2 separate regions of the Mus musculus genome follow, and region 1 is linked to region 2. A link is a loop called in an ENCODE intact Hi-C map of the cell type or tissue named here. Cell type or tissue: left cerebral cortex. All regions are shown on one strand. Links, peaks and the distances in the headings refer to the core of each region. The heading gives the core; the rest is flanking DNA.

Evidence for each region. Hi-C counts contacts between places; a loop is a spot of excess contacts. Peaks named below come from ENCODE experiments on the same cell type or tissue, not always from the same donor. Only the 100,000 strongest peaks of a DNase experiment are listed, where the experiment ranks them.
Region 1: a loop joins it to region 2, with 5 times the contacts of the local background. A loop is called at or near these places in 4 of 42 quality-filtered maps.

What each region holds. Positions count from the first base shown.
Region 1 is chr13:111,388,377-111,398,536 of GRCm38, reverse strand. No RefSeq gene overlaps it. Among named protein-coding and RNA genes, the nearest start is that of Gpbp1, 97 kb to the left of the region's middle. In left cerebral cortex, for the core only: no CTCF peak of the experiment used is centred there; DNase peaks (open chromatin) are centred at 1,128, 1,358, 3,403 and 4,004; H3K27ac peaks cover 2,727 bases.
Region 2 is chr13:111,295,241-111,305,400 of GRCm38, reverse strand. No RefSeq gene overlaps it. Among named protein-coding and RNA genes, the nearest start is that of Actbl2, 45 kb to the right of the region's middle. In left cerebral cortex, for the core only: no CTCF peak of the experiment used is centred there; DNase peaks (open chromatin) are centred at 990, 3,439 and 3,737; H3K27ac peaks cover 1,718 bases.

The DNA.
Region 1 (10,160 bases), core at 594-8,593, 93 kb before region 2:
AGACAGGCTGTGGGAGGAGCCCCTGGAAGTGGAGCTGATCTGGGGAGGTGGGTGGCACAGAGTACCAACATCTCACTTCTCCTCTGACAAAACCTACAACAGGGTCTCTGTACAACTTTCTGGATGGATCAGTCTTTGGTGATCATCTCCTTTGGTCTTAATCGAGGTTTGATTTTCACAGTCAGGTTCCTTTCCTTATAAATCAACTATAAGAATCACATGCTGATACTATACTTTCAAAACACACACACACACACACACACACACACACACACACACCCGACATACACACATTAACCTCCCCTGCACCGCCCTCTCCCCCCATTTTGGAGAAGTAACAAAGGACATGAAGGGTTGGGATGCTGCAGGAAGCTGAACAATGCACTGGACAGCTTCTACAATTATCCTGTCCAAATGCTAATAGTGCTGACGTCAAGAAGTGCTGACACAAAGCCTGAAACTCATGAAGGTCACACTGTGTATGGAGGGTGACCTGTGGGGGACTTCTAGTCTTTGCACACAGTGATGATTCTCTTCTTTCGGGGGGGCCTGGCAGGTCCTGAAATAGAACAACGTCCATCTACGTCACAAGCTCACAGTTGATAGAGAGATCACATCAACAGTGGTTCCTTACATAAACACCATTCTTCAAAACACAGGCTCTTCAAACAGCTGGCACTGGGGGGAGCACAGCCTCTGCCCTGCTCTGGGACCCCCAACTAGGATCTGTCATGCTAATGTAAACAGGACAAGCCTCTCCAGCCCCAGCACTGTTTACCAGGAACCTGCTAGAGTAAACAAGGCTGTTAAGCTTAACTTAGTGCGCAGCTGTAGTCACTCTGACCCCTGCATTTGCAGAGCAGCAGTAACCTTGGGGGTGAAACTGACAGATGCTGTAGTCCAGATTGGTTTAAAGAGGGGGAGGGCTTCTGAGTGCTTTCCAAGGGGATGATGGTCAACTCTCTTCCCAAGAGTTAAGAACTGACTCAAAAACAAAGAAGCCAGTCCCAGCATCCTCCCGGCTCTGAGGTGAGGCTGTCAAGGTCTGTGACAGCTGCGCACGGAAGTGTGGGAGGCTTAGGCAGCACTCTTCTTCCCACAGGTGGAAATCACACTCTTAAGTAGAAACTGGGCCAGGTTTTTGTTTGTTTGCCATTTTAGAATTTGCATTTACGGAAGAGCAAGCAAAGAGGGAAGACTCTTAGGGGACATTACAGCCCAGCCTGCAGCTCCAGAGATTGCTGTCCTGATAGGAGCAGGCACACCTTCCCCACCCCCACTCCCCACTCCCACCCTGCCTCCCCTTTTCGGTTCACACTATGCTGCAGGGCTGGCAGGGGACACAGTTTTGTTTATTCTCTGGCTAGGCTTGTTGAGTGGGAGAAAGCGCATTCTCAAATGCAGCTACTGTGGCACAGTCAAGCAGGTTCCGGTTCAGCTGTAGCTTCCGGTTATTTCCGTCTACGTTTTGCTCTGTCAACTCCTTAAAAGTTACATTAGTCCTCCATTGCAGCAGTTCAGCACCTAGACTATTAATGTCAAAAGTTCAGACCTAGGCTCCAGCACTCACAGGTTGGGTGTGCTCAGGGGGGCTGCTTGGCCTTTGTGCACCATGTTCCTTGCTAAAATGAGGGAATACTTGTACCTGCTTCAAGCGGCTGTGTGGATTTCAAATATTTAAATATTTGATTTTTAAAAGGTTTATTTATTTATATGAGTACATGCTAGCTGCCATCAGACACACCAGAAGAGAGCTTCGGATCCCATTACAGATGGCTGTGAGCCACCATGTGGTTGCTGGGAATTGAACTCAGGACCCCTGGAAGGAGCAGTCAGTGCTTTTAACCTCTGAGCCATCTCACCAGCTACCGGATTTTAATGGCTTAATACCCGCAAAGGACATATGGGACAGTTTCAGGTGGATGCTGGGTATTTTATTTGCCAATAAACACCTGCCGCCTTAAGTGGGAAGCTTAGCCTTCATGAATTGGGTTGTAAATGTAGCAGCTTTTGCTATAGGGAGCAGGTACCCGAAAGCCAGTGTGCGTGTGTCAAAGCCCCAGTGTTCCAGAGCTGATTTTCACCCTCAGTTACAAAGGATTTTGTCCTTTTAAGGCCTGACCTTTTTGAGGGCCCCATGTGTCCCAGAAAAAGTGTCCACTGGCTTTTCTTAGGCTACCCCTGAGCTGACCACAAGCTTTTCCTTCTATTGGAGTAGGTATGATTTTTGGGATAGTGAGTCCAAATTGGGTCAAATCAGAATTTTCTGGAGCAGAGAGCTGGCACGTCTGAAGAAAAGCCCTGTAGTTCGGCGGTTCTCAACCTTTAATATATTTCTCATGTTGTGGTGACCTCATAACCACAAAATTATTTTCACTGCTACTTTATAACTGTAATTTTGTTACTGTTATGCATCATATAATGTGTTTCCCCGATGGTCTTAGGCTTCTCCTGTGAGAGGGTCTGTCAAGTCCTAAGAGGTCACAACCCACAGGCTGAGAACCTGTGGTGTAGTTTCCCTGATTTTAAACTGAATTGAAGTGATTCTGGTGGGAGCTGAAAAGAGCCTGGATTCATCCAGGGTTAGAATGGCATGGGAGTTGGGGGTGGGGGGTGGGGTGGGGGGGTGAGGGGGTGAGGGGAGGTGGACGGGATCAGGAGTTGGAAGGGGTTAGGAGGTGAGCTCGCTTTTCCACCCTTTGGCTTGTGGAATCCTCCTTCAGAGGCTCAGACAGAGGAATGGATCCTCTCTCTGGAACCTGGCTGAAGAGATCTACCAACACTGGCTGCTTACCTCTAATCGAGTGAGGTTTGTGTGTTTGTGTGTGTGCATGCTGCACAGTGTGCGGATGGAAAGGGAAATGTGGTCATAGGCCATGCCCGTGGGGAGGGCAGTATATGGATACAAATGTGGATTTCAAGGTGATAGCCCGGGGGGTCAATAGCAATGGGTAGAAAACCACCAGAATCCAGAAGAGAGACAGGACCGATTCACAAAGTCTCAGAAGGAATTAACCTTGCTAAGACCTTGGTCTTAGCCCTTTAGTCTCAAAAGTGTGAGGCTACCTTCCTGCTCTTTAAGCCACCCAGTCTAGGGTGCTTTGTTATAGCAAGCCTAGCTAAGCAACACCCATGGGAATGTTGGAACTTTCTGGAAACAGGTAGAAGCTTCTTCTCGGGCAGGCTGATTGGCCCTGACTACCCACACCGTCCTATTGTCATTGCCAATCACGTTTTATTCTGTGACCTGTGGTCTCACTCAGCCCTAGATCTCCTGTATTTCTCCAGTGGAACATTGCCTTGCTGTTGCAGGCTGTGTAAGTGGGGGCCAAGAATGGAGCTCTTTGTTTAGAAATTGCGTGGTGTACCTAAATAACAGCTATGAGCATATGGAGAACTTTCAAGCCAGAGGCGTTTCAGAACTAGGCAAGGGAAGAGAGCCTTCATTTGTCAAAAAGACATTTCCTGTTCAGATCCATCACAATCTTCCCTGCAGCCTCCCTTCCTGTCCCTCCTCCCCAACCCCAAATATATAAGAGGCAGCGTAGGCCCAACAGGATGTTAGAAGAAGTGGATTAAAAAGAAATAGCACATCAGATAAAACGGGGGAAAAAAAACCCCAAAAGACCACTACAACCTCAGTTCTTTCCACTTACTTAGGCATGAAATTCCACCTGCCAGCTTTTCCTGCAGACTGCTAGATTGTATGTAGTGGTCTGTATGCTTACACCCCAGCTCTGAAGCAGGCAGAGCCAGGTTCAAGGTCCACTCCAAGCCAGCTTGCTCCAAGGATGAGGTAGGGCTGGCTCTCCAAGGTGATCTCCAGTTCAGGCGCCCTGGATGCTGGCTGCTCAGTTCCCGTTGCTGATGCTCCACAGCTTCAGAGCTCCTGGCTCTGGAAAAGCCCCATTGGAATGAAAACACCTCACTGGCTGCCAGGGAAGTGGTGAGGGAGGCAGTGAGTGAGCGAGCGGGCGAGCGGGTGAGCGAGAAGGCAAGGAGGCTGTACTTGCTCATGTGTGAGAAGGAGGTGACTCCTGGGTAGTTCATATCCTGGTTTCACACCCCATTTACAGAGTGTCCCACAGATTTCTCTCTTGTCACCCAAGCCACAGTCCTGGGAAAGCGCCAGTCTTCCAGTTGCTTCTGTCACAGATAGTCATGGCTTCATGGTAGGCCTTAGTTAAAGGGAATTTTTAAAATTAATCTTTTCAGGTTAGCATACAAAGTAATGGGCTCATTATCGAATTTTCTTTTCTCTTTTCCTTATTCATTTTTTATATCCCTAAATGTTGCCGCCCCCCCCCCCCGCCCTCTTTACAGATTTCTTGCCCCATCTTCCCTCTCCTTTGCCTCTGAGAGGGTGCTCCCTTCCCCCTTGCCTGGGGATCAAGTCTCTACAGGATTAAGGGCATCTTCTCCCACTGAGGCCAGACAAAGTAGCCTGTGCTACATATGTGCTGGAGAACTCAGACCAGCCTGTGTATAGCGTTTGGTTGGTGGCTCAGTCCCAGGGGTCCAGGTTAGTTAACACTGTTGTTCTTCCTATGCGGTTGCCACCCCCTTCAGCTCCTTCAGTCCTTCCGCTGGCTCTGCCATAGGGCAATTCTGTCCATTTTATCCTTTTGTTGGTTTCTTTGTGAATGTCCTATCATGCCACCCAGTCCCATTCACCACCCCCTCCCCTCGTACCTGCCGCCCACCCTTGCAACCTCCCCGCAACAGAGGAAAAAAAATCTCTATTGTGTCACAGTGTGTCCCATGGTGTACCCTTCAGCCTGCTTCTTTGCTTGTGAATGTTCATTGCAATGACTCCTGGCTCAGGTCGGAGGCCTCTGGCTTCTGCGACTCTGTGAATACTGGATCCTCACGGAGACTTCTCTCAGGCATCCTGATGTTGCCCTGTGTCATGGAGATGCTTATTTTTGCATATGTAGGACCTGCTCCTTCATGCACTCCAGCAGTTCATTGGTAGATGTTGGGGTGGGCAGGCCAATCTCAGAGCCCAGGAGCTGGGCCTGGGAGGGAGCTGAGCTGGTCAGCCCATCCTTATGGTACTTTTGTATATGTGATATACGTTTTTTCTTCTTTTGTTCAACTCCCCTACGCCCTCCTATTCCCTGGCCCCACACTGCCCCTCCCCCCCAGCTCATTTCTTTTCTTTCCACAGTTAGACCATGCTGTCGTCTTTGTGTGTGTGTTTAAGAGTTATCTATTTATTTCATGTATATGAGTACACTGTAGCTGTACAGATGGATATGAGCCATCATGTCATTGCTGGGAATTGAACTCAGGACCTTTGCTCGCTCCAGCCCTGCTTGCTCTGGCCCCAAGATTTATTTATTGTTATATGTACGTACACTGTAGCTGTATTTAGATACAGCAGAAGAGGGCATCGGATCTCATTAAGGATGGTTGTGAGCTATCATGTGGTTGCTGGGATTTGAACCAGGACCTTCGGAAGAGCAGTCAGTACTTTTAACCGCTGAGCGATCTCTCCAGCCCTATGTTGTATTCTTCGAATATGTTCCTTTACCCTATCTCCTACCTCCCTAAAGATCTCTTTCTCTTCCTTTTTACAGCCCCTCTCAGTTTCGAGATACACACACAATTACTTTTAATTTTTGGTTTTTCATACAGAAGCAAACACATGGGGTTTGCCTGTCTGAGCCTGGGTTTTTTTCTCCTGACATAAAGATGACCAGTTGCATCTATTTTCTTGAAAACATCATGCTCTCATTTCTCGTCATGGTTTGTGTACACACTGTGTTTTCTTTATCCACTCATCTGTTGCTGGACTCCTGATGTGATCTGTATCAAAGCTACTGTGAGTGCTATTGCTGTCATGGATGTGCAAGGATGGGCTGATGGGCACTTGATCTGCTCTATATCACGGCTGCTGTGAGTGCAATTGCTGTCATGGATGTGCAAGGATAGGCTGAGCTGCTTTCCTGCAGCAGCTTCGGAAGGGGAACTCCCATGTCCATCTGTAACTGCAGCTAGTCCCCACAGTGACAGACGTGCCTAAGGATATGTACATCCTTGTATAACGATGACCATGTGCTTTCAAGGATGACAATGTCTGGATATACCTTTTGACAACTCTCTTTATAACTGCTAATTCATAGCGAGATTTAGAACATAAAAATAATAGTCATAATCCCTAATGCTCAATTTAGAATGTGCTTCCCCACATTCCCCTCACCCCTCTGCCCCCCCAAAACCCAAAAAAACCTGTGCACTGGGAATGTCACCTCCAGAGCAGCAGCATGAAAGGGGGACTTCTGTGAAGTGCTTCAGCCTCAAGGACTCTGTCTTCGTGAATGGACTGATGTGGGTTTTAGAAGGACCGGAGGATGAGAGTGCAGACTTTTACTCTCACTTTCTCTTGCATGTTCTCTTGCCTTTTGCTGTGGGTTGGTGCAGCAGGAGGACCCATGCCAGGCAGGAGCCCGTTGACCCTGGCCTTCCCAACTTTTAGAAGAGTGCTCTTAAAATCATTAAAGTACATTTGTTTATTCAGCATATGCTCTTGTGTGTGCGCATGCTCGTGTGTGTGTGTGTGTGTGTGTGTGTGTGTGTGTGTGTGTGTATGCACATGCACTAGAGGATACCTTGCAGAATCTTTTCTCCTTCTTCCGTGTGGGCTGTGGAGAGGGAACTCATGCCATTAGGATTGGTGACAGGTGCCTTTAGCTGCTGAGTTTTGTTTTTTGTTGTTGTTGAGACATCACCTCACTGTGTAGGACTAGCTGACCTGGAACGTACTAGGTAGAACAGGCTGGCCTTGAACTATGTGCCTCTGCCTTTCAGAATCTGAGATTAAAGGCATTGGGCCACCATGCCTTTAACTACTGAACTTGCTTAAATCAGTGGCATGGTTTCGAGCTTGCAGTTATTGAAGCACAAGACAGGTATGATACGTACTGATACTTGCTGAATGTGTGGTCCACGTGAGAGAATGGAGAGCACAAAGCATAAAACTAAGGAGGTCAATTTAGATAAAATCTATTTAAGACCTTCCATGTGCCAGGATGCGCACTATTCTTTGTTATGTGTTTGTATCCTGGGCATAGGGTAGAAGTATGAATTAGAATCATTTTCAGAACTTATCCTGAATCATTGGAGAAGGATCATTTATATGGATGACATGAAAAATTGTATTAGAGTTTGAAGGTTAGCAGGAAGAAGGTAATTATTCAAAAGAAAAAAAAGAAACAAAATAAACCTCAAATCCAGCCAAAACATTTTTTTCCGATTCACTGAATAGTCTAATCCCTGAATGTTTTCAAGGTCAAGATTCAACCTTGCTTAGAAATAATTGGCTTCTTGCCTCAAGTCAAGAGTTTGGCTTTAGAGCCAAGCATACTAATCAGAAACAGCTTTTGGAGAGCTCCATTGTCCCACCTCCACCACAGTGACTTATCAGCTAGTGAGACCTCAAAGAAGTTTGTGCTGTGGATGATCAGGAATTTGAGCACTGGGTGACCATGGGGAGGAGCACTGGGTTACCAGGGAGTTGAGTGCTGGGTGACCTGGGTGTTGAGTGCTGGGTGACCTGGGAGTTGAGTGCTGGGTGACCAGGAAGTTGAGTGCTGGGTGACCTGGGAGTTGAGTGCTGGGTGACCAGGAAGTTGAGTGCTGGGTGACCAGGGAGTTGAGTACTGGGTGACCAGGGAGTTGAGTGCTGGGTGACCTGGGTGTTGAGTGCTGGGTGACCTGGGTGTTGAGTGCTGGGTGACCTGGGAGTTGAGTGCTGGGTGACCAGGAAGTTGAGTGCTGGGTGACCTGGGAGTTGAGTGCTGGGTGACCAGGAAGTTGAGTGCTGGGTGACCAGGGAGTTGAGTGCTGGGTGACCTGGGAGTTGAGTGCTGGGTGACCTGGGTGTTGAGTGCTGGGTGACCTGGGTATTGAGTGCTGGGTGACCTGGGTATTGAGTGCTGGGTGACCTGGGTGTTGAGCGCTGGGTGACCTGGGTGTTGAGCACTGGGTGACCAGGGAGTTGAGCACTGGGTGACCTGGGAGTTGAGTGCTGGGTGACCTGGGTGTTGAGTGCTGGGTGACCTGGGTGTTGAGCGCTGGGTGACCAGGGAGTTGAGCACTGGGTGACCTGGGAGTTGAGTGCTGGGTGACCTGGGTGTTGAGTGCTGGGTGACCTAGGTGTTGAGTGCTGGGTGACCTGGGTGTTGAGTGCTGGGTGACCTGGGTGTTGAGTGCTGGGTGACCAGGAAGTTGAGTGCTGGGTGACCTGGGTGTTGAGTGCTGGGTGACCTGGGTGTTGAGTGCTGGGTGACCAGGAAGTTGAGTGCTGGGTGACCAGGGAGTTGAGTGCTGTCTTTAGCAAGTGATTCTGCATTTCTTTTTTCCATTTAAAGTTGGTGAAGAGTTTCTCTAAGTTGCAATAAGAGAAATACAGCTTGGAACTCCCATAAGTAAGCACAAAGGAACCTTGATAAGAACTCCAATGGAGTTCTTTCTATGGCAACAGAAAGGTCCCACAACCCCCTGGAGAAGAAGAATTGTTCCTGTGTTCCCTTACATGTCTGTCTGTGTATTGCCTGGAGAGAGTCATAGCAGGAAGGATAGATAGGCAGTCTCCTTTTCTTGTTGTCAAAGCACTCGGGCATTTTGGATCACTCAGATTGTGGTTCATGAAGCGAGTTGTAGGAGAAAAGAGGTAAATGTCACCTAGCCATCGGTAAAAGGAAACTACAGATTAGGTACATGAACGAAATAGAAATTTAAAATTCGGAGATCGTAATCATGGCATTGTCAGGGGTTCAACATCTCACTAAATGTCAATTATTTCATGGTCCAGTATGGTAGCGTAACCTCTGGGTATCATGTCTACATTATAACAAGGAAAAAAAAAAGAAAGGCTATGAATAGGTATGGCATGAAAACAGAAAGAACTATTCAGAGGGGATGGGGAACCCACAAAAGAAGGCTGGGGCTGGCAAGATGGTTCAGTTGTCCATGCTTGGATTTCTCTAGTAAAAATTGCTCTGCACCCTACTTGGACTTTCTCTGTGTTTCTCCAAAGAGACTGGTTTGATTTTGAATCCCAACAGTAGTTACTCTTTCACAGATGCCAGAGGCATTCACTGGGGGTGGCCTGAGTCCACAGGAGCACAGTGTCACTTCCAACAGCAGCTTGATGGACAAACACACTTGGAGGTGGTGGGGCTGCAGCCTGAGAGTCTGCATTCCTAGAAAGTTTACATGAGATGGATGTAGTGGGGCACAGACTGTGCTCTGAGTGTAATGGGTTTAAAGAAGCTTCCCTGTGGCCATCCAAGTCTTAGCTTGTAGTACAGCATCAAGGAAGAAATGGGCTGAGAGAGTCAGAGCCTCTGCTAGTGGTTCTCCTACCTGAGAGCCCTGGGGAGCCTATGAAAATACAGGCTTGGGAAATCCCATCGTTGGATTTTCACATGGCAGGTTTAAAGTGGTGAACAGACATCTAGCTTACCTAACAGTCTCTTTGGGTGATTTCTGACGAATGTGGTCGACTACTTAGAGAGCAGGTGACTAGGGCAGTGTGAGGTCTTCGTCTTTTGGATCATAAGCCTACAGATGTGATGGTCTGGGGATTATGGAATCTCAACTCTTTTTATTCATTAAAGGAAGACATGTTGCTATTTTCTGTGTCTCAGCAAAACACTGCACCAAAGCCCCTCCCCTATTTTGGAGCTGAGTGTTTTGTTTTTCCAGGAGATCCGAAGATGTCTCAACTCAGATGCTATAACGAGATGTTGTGAATAGGGTGGCTTAAACCAAAAGGATTTTTTTTCTCATTGGTCTGGATGCTGGAAGGTGGAGACATTGGGGATTTGGGCTTCAGCATGAGAATTTTGGGGTTATACATTCAGTTCATAACAGAGCTTCTATATTATTGGAGATGGTACTGGTGGGTTAACCAGAAGTTGGTGAGGACAAAGGCAGATGTGAGATGCAGGCAAGGCAGAATTTTGTGTGTGTGTGTGTGTGTGTGTGAGAGAGAGAGAGAGAGAGAGAGAGGGAGAGGGGGAGGGGGAGGGGGAGGGGGAGGGGGAGGGGGACGGGGAGGGGGAGGGGGAGGGGGAGGGGGAGAGGGAGAGGGAGAGGGAGGGGGAGGGGGAGAGGGAGAGGGGGAGAGGGAGAGGGAGAGGGGGAGAGGG
Region 2 (10,160 bases), core at 616-8,615:
ACAAGAGGAATTTAGCATCCACTGGGAATTATACCAGGTGATGGTCTCAGCAACGGAGACGGGGAGAGGGGAGCTACCTGCCATAGCTACATTAGGATGTCTCATTCAAGAAGAAAATGACCTGGACAACTTTTTTTCTAAGTTAAACCATGAACTTATTGGCATGTAAAAATGATGAACATTCTAGAGTGTAGCTGAAGAAGGCATACTTCCCTTTTATCTCTGCTCCTAAGTCTCCTTGTGAATCATTCTGTTAGCATTAAGATAGGTATATCTAGATGGTTTTCTGAGCTTTGGGGCTCACATATGTGTATGTGAACACACAAAAGAGCCATGTGTGCAGAGTATATACACACACACACACACACATAATATAAATGAAGAAGACTTTCCAGTTGCATCATTCTAGTGCTATGGATGTGTCTCAGTGGTACAGTGCCTGTCCACATTTGTCCCATCCTTCTGTACCTTGACAGCGGGCTGCGTGTGAGGTACTGATTTATCTCTTTTGGAAGCTCTTCTCTGCATTTTATCTGTGGAACATCCCGCAGCTGCGGTCCAGAATTGACCTTAAACATAGTCTTCTGACATTTTCACCCTGACAGTTTGGGGTGAATGGTTATAATGTCACTAGTGGTTGGCAACGTCACTAAATGGGAAGATATTCGCATAAAGATGGTAGAAAATGGCAAAAAGGTTTTGATTTGGATAATTTATGGGCCAACGAGTTTAAGAATTTGTGCTTCCAAAATCTTGTTTTGCATGGTTTGGGGGAAGTGTCTTCATTATTTAAAACCTGAGTCATCTCTTTTAGAAATGAGAGCCTAAGGGTGCCTGCCTTGCAGGATGGGCTAAGTGAGGTAGTGACATTGCCAGGCGTGTGGTGAACACTCACCAAGTCAGCTGTCCTCTTATTTTAGACCTTTCTTTTATTTCCACTACAGTACTTTTGAATACCTCTAAGCCCCTGCTCCTAGTCCTTCTGAAAATTGCTTTTGCGAAGGTTTCACTTGCTTGCCTGCATTTCAGATCCAAGTCTTACACACATTTTCTATTTTCAATCCATCATCTCTGCTCTCACATGCCAAGCCTCCTACATGGCATTTTGGAATCAAACCAAGAACAACTCAAAATGCCTTACACACAGATTCTTGGACTTTTCCTTATAGTGACCTGTGGCTGATCATTCCTTGTTTTTTTTTTTTTTTTTTTTTTTCCTTCGAGGTAGGGGGTGTGTGAGGGAGTAGGGTAGTGATTACAACTTCATTTCTTGTTTGATTTCATGCCCTAATTTTCTGAATGGACACTTGATTTTAATGTCAAGGATTGGAATTTTCTTTGATCTTGGACTTCTGCTTATTCCTATTTGTCCTCGTGTCACTAACTTGGATTGTCAGCCTGTGTGGGGCTGCCTTGTATGGATCTGGTGTTTAATCAGAGTATATCTTAGTGTACATCAGGTATACCATGTGCAAGGGACCCAAGAAGACTTCCCTAAAGGAAGTTATTGATACTGATATGAGATATGAAAAAGAAAAAAACCCTCAAATATGGATTAGGAGAATATCCCAGGCAAAAGCAATAGTAATATTCAAAAAACCGGACGTGGGAGAAGTCTTGGGGCAGATTAGCAAAGGAAACAGAGCTAATGATGAGAGTGGAAAGGGTGAGGTGCTGAGAACTGGGGTAGGACTGAAGCCATGGGAAGGGTTCATTCCTCCCAGGAGTTTCTCCAGCTGATTTCTAATGATAACTGTCTAGACGGTTCGTCTCAGCCATGATGACGGTATGTTTGGATTTCATAGAACACAGCCATATTTCATTCCTCTTTTGTGATTAGTGAAATCTTATGTCTGTCCAAAGAGACAGATTCTTGTAGACCTCTTTTAACTAAAGTAAAGAGGATAAAAGAACCAAGACCTCAAGTCTACATGCATATAGAGTGAACTTGAAAGTAGCTCCCTGTGTTCTGAACAGCAGTTCTCTATTCTCCATTCTTACCCCTTCCTTTTCAGGAACTTCCCTTTGACATTTATTTATCATCTAGGGTCTCAGGTGGCTCAGACTGGCCAGCCTTGAAACTTGCTATGTAGTTGAAGGTGACTCTGAACTTACGGTTCCCTTGCCTATGCCTCTTTAGGGCTGGGATGGCATCACCACATTCTATTGATTATATGCTGGGGCTTGAACCCTGGCCTTTCTGCAGGTTAGGAAAGCAGTCTACAAGATCAGCTATGTACTCAGCACTCGGCCTTTCAGTTTTGTCCAAATATTGTCAAGTAAAGCAAATAAACAAAACCAAAAATAAACCTCAAACATATACAGCCCAGAGCCGGCTCCTGGCACCCTCTATGTTCCCTGAGGTAAGCTCTGAATTTTCGTAGCCTCAGTTGGGGGTGTCCACAGCCCCAGCAAAGGACTGATGTATACTCATCCTTTCCAAAGTCTAACTTTCAAAGCATGTGGGGATGAGATGTGAAAAGAAATTCCAGCTTTTTGTTGTAGGTAGAATTAAGAAACATATCTTCATTAACCAAACCCCTGGAAATTCAGACTAATATAAATTAGGACTATCTATATAATGAATGTAAACCTATTTATAGAAACATAAAACCATATGAAAATGTCTGATAAATAACCTTAATTGGACTCTTAAAAATACCTAAGGCATCTCTCTTATGACTTCACTTTGTGTTACTTAAAAGAAAAATCAGAGCAAGTTTCTTCTTTCTAAGAAAGGTCCCAGAGCTGGGTGTGGTAGCCCATTGGTAATCTTAGTACTTGTGAGTGAGGCAAGGAGGGTCGGGATTGCAAGTCTAGCCTAGCTTCCATGAGACTCTGTGCCTCAAGCAAAAGATAATAAAACCTATTCTACACCCTCACCAAAAGAATAAGGAAAAAGAAAATATATAATTTCTCACTGGCTCCATCTACTTTCTCTTAGGGAACCATTCATTATTTGTTTTCTCTCATCCCCAGATTTTTCATTAAATTCATCTATACACTAATATATCTCCAGGAAAAATATATATTCACCTTCCCACTCACACACATGAAGCTGAAGTTTTCGTTGTGTGCAGTCTAGAGGCTTCTTGTGAAGGTCTCTTTCCCTCTTCTTTATGTGTGTGTGTCCTGGTAGATAGGTGCACATGCACACGCATGCTCACACATGTGAAGCCCCAAGGTCGATACTGAAAATGATCCTTGATCACTTTTCAACCTTGCTCTTGGATGCAGTCTAGTTCCCTTAGTTAGACTCAGAGCTTGTGGATCAGATTCGGCTACCTTCGTGAAGCAGCCCCATCCAGGTAGTCTCTGACTCTGCCTACCAAAGCTGGGATTACAGGCAGCTGTTGTACCATTCAACGTTCTCACCAATCCAGTCCCAGATGCTCAGATGCAGCAAGTGTTTCAACACCGAGTCCTTTCCACGGGGCCTTGGTTATCTATTTTCAGATAATACCAGGGGACCAAAGATGCCAGGGGAAGATTTTTTAAATGTTAAGAACCAGCAGCCTCGGACAAATTGGCCACTTGACCTCTTTTTCATAGTTACAGATTTATTTCCCTAACATTTATACTTCTATTTCTTATTTATTTTTTTTGGTGTGAGGTTAGCTCAGGTATCCATGGCCTCAAGGATTTATGCAATGATAGGAAAAGAAAAGTGAATTGTTTTAAAGGGAAGCGTTCCAAAACAACATATTGTTGGCAGTACTGAAAAATGACTCTCCCGGGAACAGAGGGAAATTTAGAGATAAGAGTGAAGGAGAATGGGAAAAGAACCAAACAGACAGGGACATGAAGCTATTCACAAAGAACTGAATTTTTATGTAAGAGCAGCAAGAGAGTTAGAATGAAGGCTGAGAACACACACATGCACACCCACACACATACTCATGTATACATACACATACATACACACATACATACCACATGCACACATGCATGCACACACACATACTTGTATAGTAAAGTGTGAAAGTGTGGAAGATTGCACAAGAATGATGTCTGGTATGTTAAGGTGTGTGTGTGCATGTATAGGTATACATGAGTGTGTGTGTATGTGTGTGTATGTGTGTGTGTGCATGTATAGGTGTGCATGAGTGTGTGTATGTGTGTGCATGAGTATGTGTGTATGTGTGTGCATTTGTAGGTGTGCATGAGTGTGTGTGTATGTATAGGTGTGTGTGTGTGTGTGTGTGTGTGTGTGTGTGTGTGCATGTGTGCGTTGGCTCATGGCTTGATGGTTCAGTCCATCACAGTGAGAAGACATGAGAACAGGACCCTGCAGCAGCTGGTCACACTGTGTTCAGTCAAGAAGCATGCTTCCAACCTGGAATTCTCAGGTCTTTGCCAAGACCTCAGGTTTTTCCCAGCTCTTTGGAGCAGCGCCTGGTCACAGAGTAGGTCCAGCCCTGGAACTGGCTTTCTTGGATGCTCTCCAGCTTAAACAGGTAAAGTTGAGGTGGTCATGTTCATTGGGTGTGCATCAGCGCTGGTGGGAACTGGTCAGGTGAATTTCAGCCAAGACCAAGGGTAGAAGGTAATGAGCCCCTTGCCAGGCTGCGTCGGTGAATGGAAGGACCATAGGTTCTCAGTGCATGATTTGACACCTGACCAGGGATTTTAGAATTCAGACAGGATAGCCTCCTGTGTACAGCATCAAAATGACGACACTACTCTCATGAGTTCTTTCCTCCCATGTTGCTTCTTTGTGAAGACTGACGTTAAGAGGCTGGAAGATTCATTTTTAAAGTGTCAGTGTGTGTGTGTGTGTGTGTGTGTGTGTGTGTGTGTGTGAGAGGGATGTTACTGTAGTTGCTTTCCCAGCCAAGAGGACTTTGAAACATTAGTTTCCTTATAAATTAATAGATCAGAAGGCCACTTCATACCCCAGATATGTCACCTGGATTTCCTAATTATTTTGATTTTCTAGGGCATCTTCCACCTCCTTTAGCCAATCTATTGCTCTTTGCAGTTGTTTACTTCCAGTGTGTTATTCAGGAGTCAAACTATCTGTCAGTTAAAACTTCCTTGTTAAGGTTAAGTTCAGCTGTTACAAAAGGTAAAAGAACCGTAGGTTACACAGGGAGATGTTTTCTCTTTCATCGGTCATGTTCGTTCTCCTGTTAATGCCTGGATAGGTATTCCACGGTCCTTTGGTCCTCTTAAGCCGTAAAGCCTGCAGGCACCCAGTTCCTTTTGCCCATTGCCCTGCCATTAGGACTTTTCATAATCCCTTTGCAGACCAGATGCCTATCCCTGCTCATACCATCATGTCTACATTCTAGCTAGCAATAAGAAGAAAGGGAAGAAGGAAGGTTTCACACTTCTTTCAGAATCTTCCTACAGGCCTGGAGGTGTCTTGTCTGAAGCCCTTTCATATGAAGCTCAGTGATAGGAGTCCTGTGGCTTCACATACAGTCACAAGGGGAGCTGGGAGTACCCTTGTCCTGGGTGGTCATGCACCCGGCCAAAGGCTGATGGTTCTATAACTAACTGATTGAGGAAGAAGGTTATGTTAGAGCTCGCTCACTAAACCCACCAGTAACTGGATAGATCCGACTCTTTACAGCAATGTGTGATTTGAGACATAGAATAGTTTCTCCATCTGGGAAATCACTGATGCTGACCTCCCTGAGAGTTTGCAAGGATACCGAAGGGAAATCAGGCATGGTGTGTGAAAACGCTGCAAGCCAGAAAGCAGCACGGAGGACATCATTAGACAAGTAGTTCTTTACCAAATTCTCCATTGTGGAAGTGAACTAAAGGAGAGGTGGAGACAAGTTCCCTTTTGGAGACAAGTTGATGGGGGGAAATGTGGAACGTGCCTGTGTGAAATCAGACAGAAGACTTGCCAAGGTGGTTGTTCAAGTGTGCTGTCAGCTGCGGCCAGGAAAGGATGTGTTGCTGTAAGAGGAAGTGTTTTCCTCCAGTATTTCAGCAGCATTGGTCTGGACTCACACTTTTACTGTGAAAGGCTCACATTACTTATAAGTGGTAAAGAGATCTAAGAATTTTTATGTTAGAAAGGCTGCATTGGAGCTGGGGGAGAGGGGTTTTAAAAAGTCCAAATTCGCTTGACTTTTGCCCAGTATGAAGCACGTCATAGCATATGATACTTGCTCTGGGAAAAGAATTAGCCGTTGTTTTTCCCTTCTTGATTTTAATGGCACCTGATGTAATAGGAATGGACCGAAATAAATATTGCATATAAATGTTTATTAGGCCTGTAAAAGCCTCCTGGTGCTGAGGCTTCTGAGCAGAAAGATGAAGGTAGAATTAGGTAGTAAATGCAAGCAGACTCAGCAAGCACAACTGTGAGGTCATTTTATGAGTAAGCCCATCGAAACATCGGCTATCTTTGAGTTTGGAAAAAATATAATAAACAGCAATAATAATAATAACAAGAAGACTGCAAAAACCCAGCAAGAAGAATAAGGACAGGTTAGTAGATGATGGACTTTTGGGAGGAGGTGGGTCTTGGCCTATACTTTTGTTGTGGTCCAGGAGGCACCTGTACAACACAGTGATGAGCCTGCAGCATATTGTCCTTGGGCTCAAGGTCTGGTTCACAGAGGTATTCAAGCCATCTTATAAGACCAAGAATTCCATGAAGTTGTTTCCTATACACACAGAGGGAGAAGGAAGTGGGCACACACTGTCTTATCATGTTCTTGTCATACAGAAAGAGACAGATGGAAAATGAGGGGTTTAAGATAACCCTTGGACTGGGCACATCTGGATATAAATGCATTCTTTAATTAAGCCTCAGACGTTCTGGAGTGAGTTATCTACTTTTCTGAACTCTGAGGTGTTATTGTGAGGGGCTAGGAAGGCAGGTTACATGCATCAGAGCATAGAGCTGCATTTGGAAACATCTAGCTGGGGTACCTCCAAGGAGGTCGAATGAAGACCGTTTACTTTCCATCTTGTGAACCCATTTGACCTTACACATTTGCATGGTCATATCCTTAAAATATGAATTTTGAAACCACAGTCTTTCCTATTTGTTTAAAGCATTCCAACTCAAGTAAAAAGGTGTGTTTATAAACCGGAGAGTTTTCTACGGGAAGAACCTTCTCCTAGCCTGATTCCTACATTTCTCCCAACCTGCTCCACCTTCATGTTTCTCTGGCTGTTTCTAAATAGAGACGGTATCAACTCTTTAAACTTTAAAGAAGTATTTATTTTTCTATTTCCTTTTTTAAATTACCAAATACCTCATTAAGAAACCCTATTTCTGTTATTTTGCTAAATGTGTTGACATGCCAAACAGTCTACTTTGTATTTATAAGTGCAGGTTAGCACTGCTTTCAAGTTTAATCAGAAAAGCTTTTTTTTTTTTGCAGAGAGTAAGGGTTAATGCAGAGACTCCTAAATGGTCAAGTTGCTGAAAACAAGCTCATTCATAAATGGGACATCTATGTTACTTATGTCCCCCAAGGCTCAGAGAACATGGCTGAAGAAGGGGCAGAACGAATGTAAAAGCCAGAGGTTCAGGAAGAGTGCTCAGAAATGCTGTGTTCCTCACTTAAGGCTGTGGCACTCATAGAATCACAGGCGCTGTGGTTAATTGCACAGGATGTGTGAAAGATTGGGCGTGTCAACATTTCCTTGTGGACTGGGGAGGGGCTTAATAGGCCTTACCATTACTAAGGATCTATTGGCATTTGGTGGCTACTGGGGGTGGGGTGGGGGAGGAATCGTTTTTTCTTTGGGGATGCGCTAGGTGGTAGGGTGCCCATCCTTGGTGAATGGTCCTGCACCCACGTGCACATGAATGTGGGAGGATGATGTTTTGGGAGGAGGAATCTGGTGTCGGGTGTGGGTAGGAGTTGAGGATGGATATGATGAGGACACTGTGTATATGGGTGAAATTGTCAAAGAATAAATAGAAAATATTCTTATAAAATGTGAACATGTATTTTATAACACCCAAATTTGAGTGGAAACATTAAAATATTTAAAAATAATATTTTATTAAATCTTAGAGGATTTCATATGTGCATACAAGATATTTTGAGCACATTTACTTCTTCACACTCCTTCCCCACTTCTTCCTAGAGCCACTCCCAACTCCACCCTCTTCTTCTTCTTCTTCTTCTTCTTCTTCTTCTTCTTCTTCTTCTTCTTCTTCTTCTTCTTCTTCTTCTTCTTCTTCTTCTTCTTCTTCTTCTTTCTTCCTCTTCTTCTTCTTCTTCTTCTTCTTCTTCTTCTTCTTCTTCTTCTTCTTCTTCTTCTTCTTCTTCTTCTTCTTCTTCTTCTTCTTCTTCTTCCTCTTCTTCTTTCCCTTCTTCCCTTCCCTTCCCTTCCCTTCCCTTCCCTTCCCTTCCCTTCCCTTCCCTTCCCTTCCCTTCCCTTCCCTTCCCTTCCCTCCCCTCCCCTCCTCCCCTCCCCTCCTCTCCCCTCCCCTCTCCTTCCCTTCTCAGCCAGTGCCAACCTGATTTTCTCATGTGCTGTAACCATATTTTAAAAATTTAAAGTTTCTGGCTTAGAGGGAAGATTCTCTCTAGCTTCTGTGATTCATCTAATATTTCACTAGTGTTTGTATCACGAGTCTAAAGAGCAGATACACACATTAAATTAATCAGATGTAAGGAGCTGTGAGGTCGTCCCCCAAAGGGTAAGAGTAGCAACCCTTCAGCTTGTTACTATGTGAATTCCTCCCTGTGTTCTAGACAGTAGACTTCCATACAACTTTAGTGCAAAATAATGGTGCAGAAGTCTTAAATTAATTAACATTTCAAATTTCTGAGACCACTGACAATACAATTTTATTTGCCTCGGGGGTATAACTGAAGAAACAGATATGTATCGCAGAGACCACTAATTCAAAAAGCAGCTTTAACCCCAACTGTCTGTAGGATAGGTCATGGAGGTTTTGTTTCTTTCTTCAGTTAAGAAAATGAGCCCCAGAAGCTGAAGGGTTCCCTAAAGAGAATGGCAGAGCTATGTTCATAATCAGGTTTCCTGTGTCTCAAATTTATGTTGATGGTCTATTGTACTCAAGTCTATGAAACATGGACTTCAATAGGTCCATGGGGACGTTTGAGTCATTTCCCATAAAGATCAACCCTCACTTTTGGAACTGTGCTGGCCAAGCTTTGTTCTGTATGCATGTGCAGCTTATCACAGTGGCTTGTGTTTCTGTTGCTCTTTTCTCTGAGAAAGGCCAGGCGTGTTTTAGATACTCGTGTCTAATCAGCTCTGATAGCAGGTTATTGACACAGAGGACCGTGAGGCTTGTTTGGCACTTGCCTGTGACTGTGAGGTCACCTGCTCCTTCTGGTGTTCCTGGAGCAAGTGTGGGCCTCTGACCTGCCACTGCTGGTATGTGCTGTTGGTTTTCTCTTGTCCTTAAAATCGTGCTCACATGTCCCTGGCTGCTGATGCCTTGGTGGTCACCCCGTTCATGCAGATTGATCAGAATAGGAGCACACACTTGTCTTACTCTTCAGTTTCTACTGGACAGCATCACTTTGATTCCTAGATCTAACTTATTTTGTTCCAGGACCTCTCAGATTTCATTTCTATTGAAATAATCTACCTATTCATTGCAGTTCAGTGATTTTTTTGTCCCCTCTCACCCCTAAATATAGCAAGAAAGCTCTTCTTTTTCACACCCCCTACCCTGCTATCTTATTTCATCAACTTTCCTCTTTCAGTGGTCAGGCTGCTTCTTTGTTTGATTTGATCACTTCTCCATTGTATATATGCCCCTGACTTCAGTAGCTTTATTTACATGTTCATTTCATATGATTTATATCTGTTTTGGGTTGTTATTGCTTTATATTGTTCTATGTGTTTTTTACAACTTAAAGACAAGAGATAACTCAACTAGGATCAAGTTTTTTTTTTCATGGAAGTCATAGACTTACATAAATCTGAATGGATCTTAGCTTCCTGATGGCTTCCCTAGTTGTGATGCAATCAGACAGCAAGGAAAGCAAAAATCATCTCCCAGCCTTACCTTCCTACTACACCACCTTTCTGACCTAGGGCCTCATGTTGGGACAACTGGCTTCCACATGAAGTCCGATGGATGCTGTCCCAGGCCTGTGCTTCTTTTGCTTGAGCAGTGCATCTCTAGCCTCCCAGGCACGGCTCACAACGTTCTTTATTGTTTTTCCTTTCTGCGATGAGATAAGGTATTA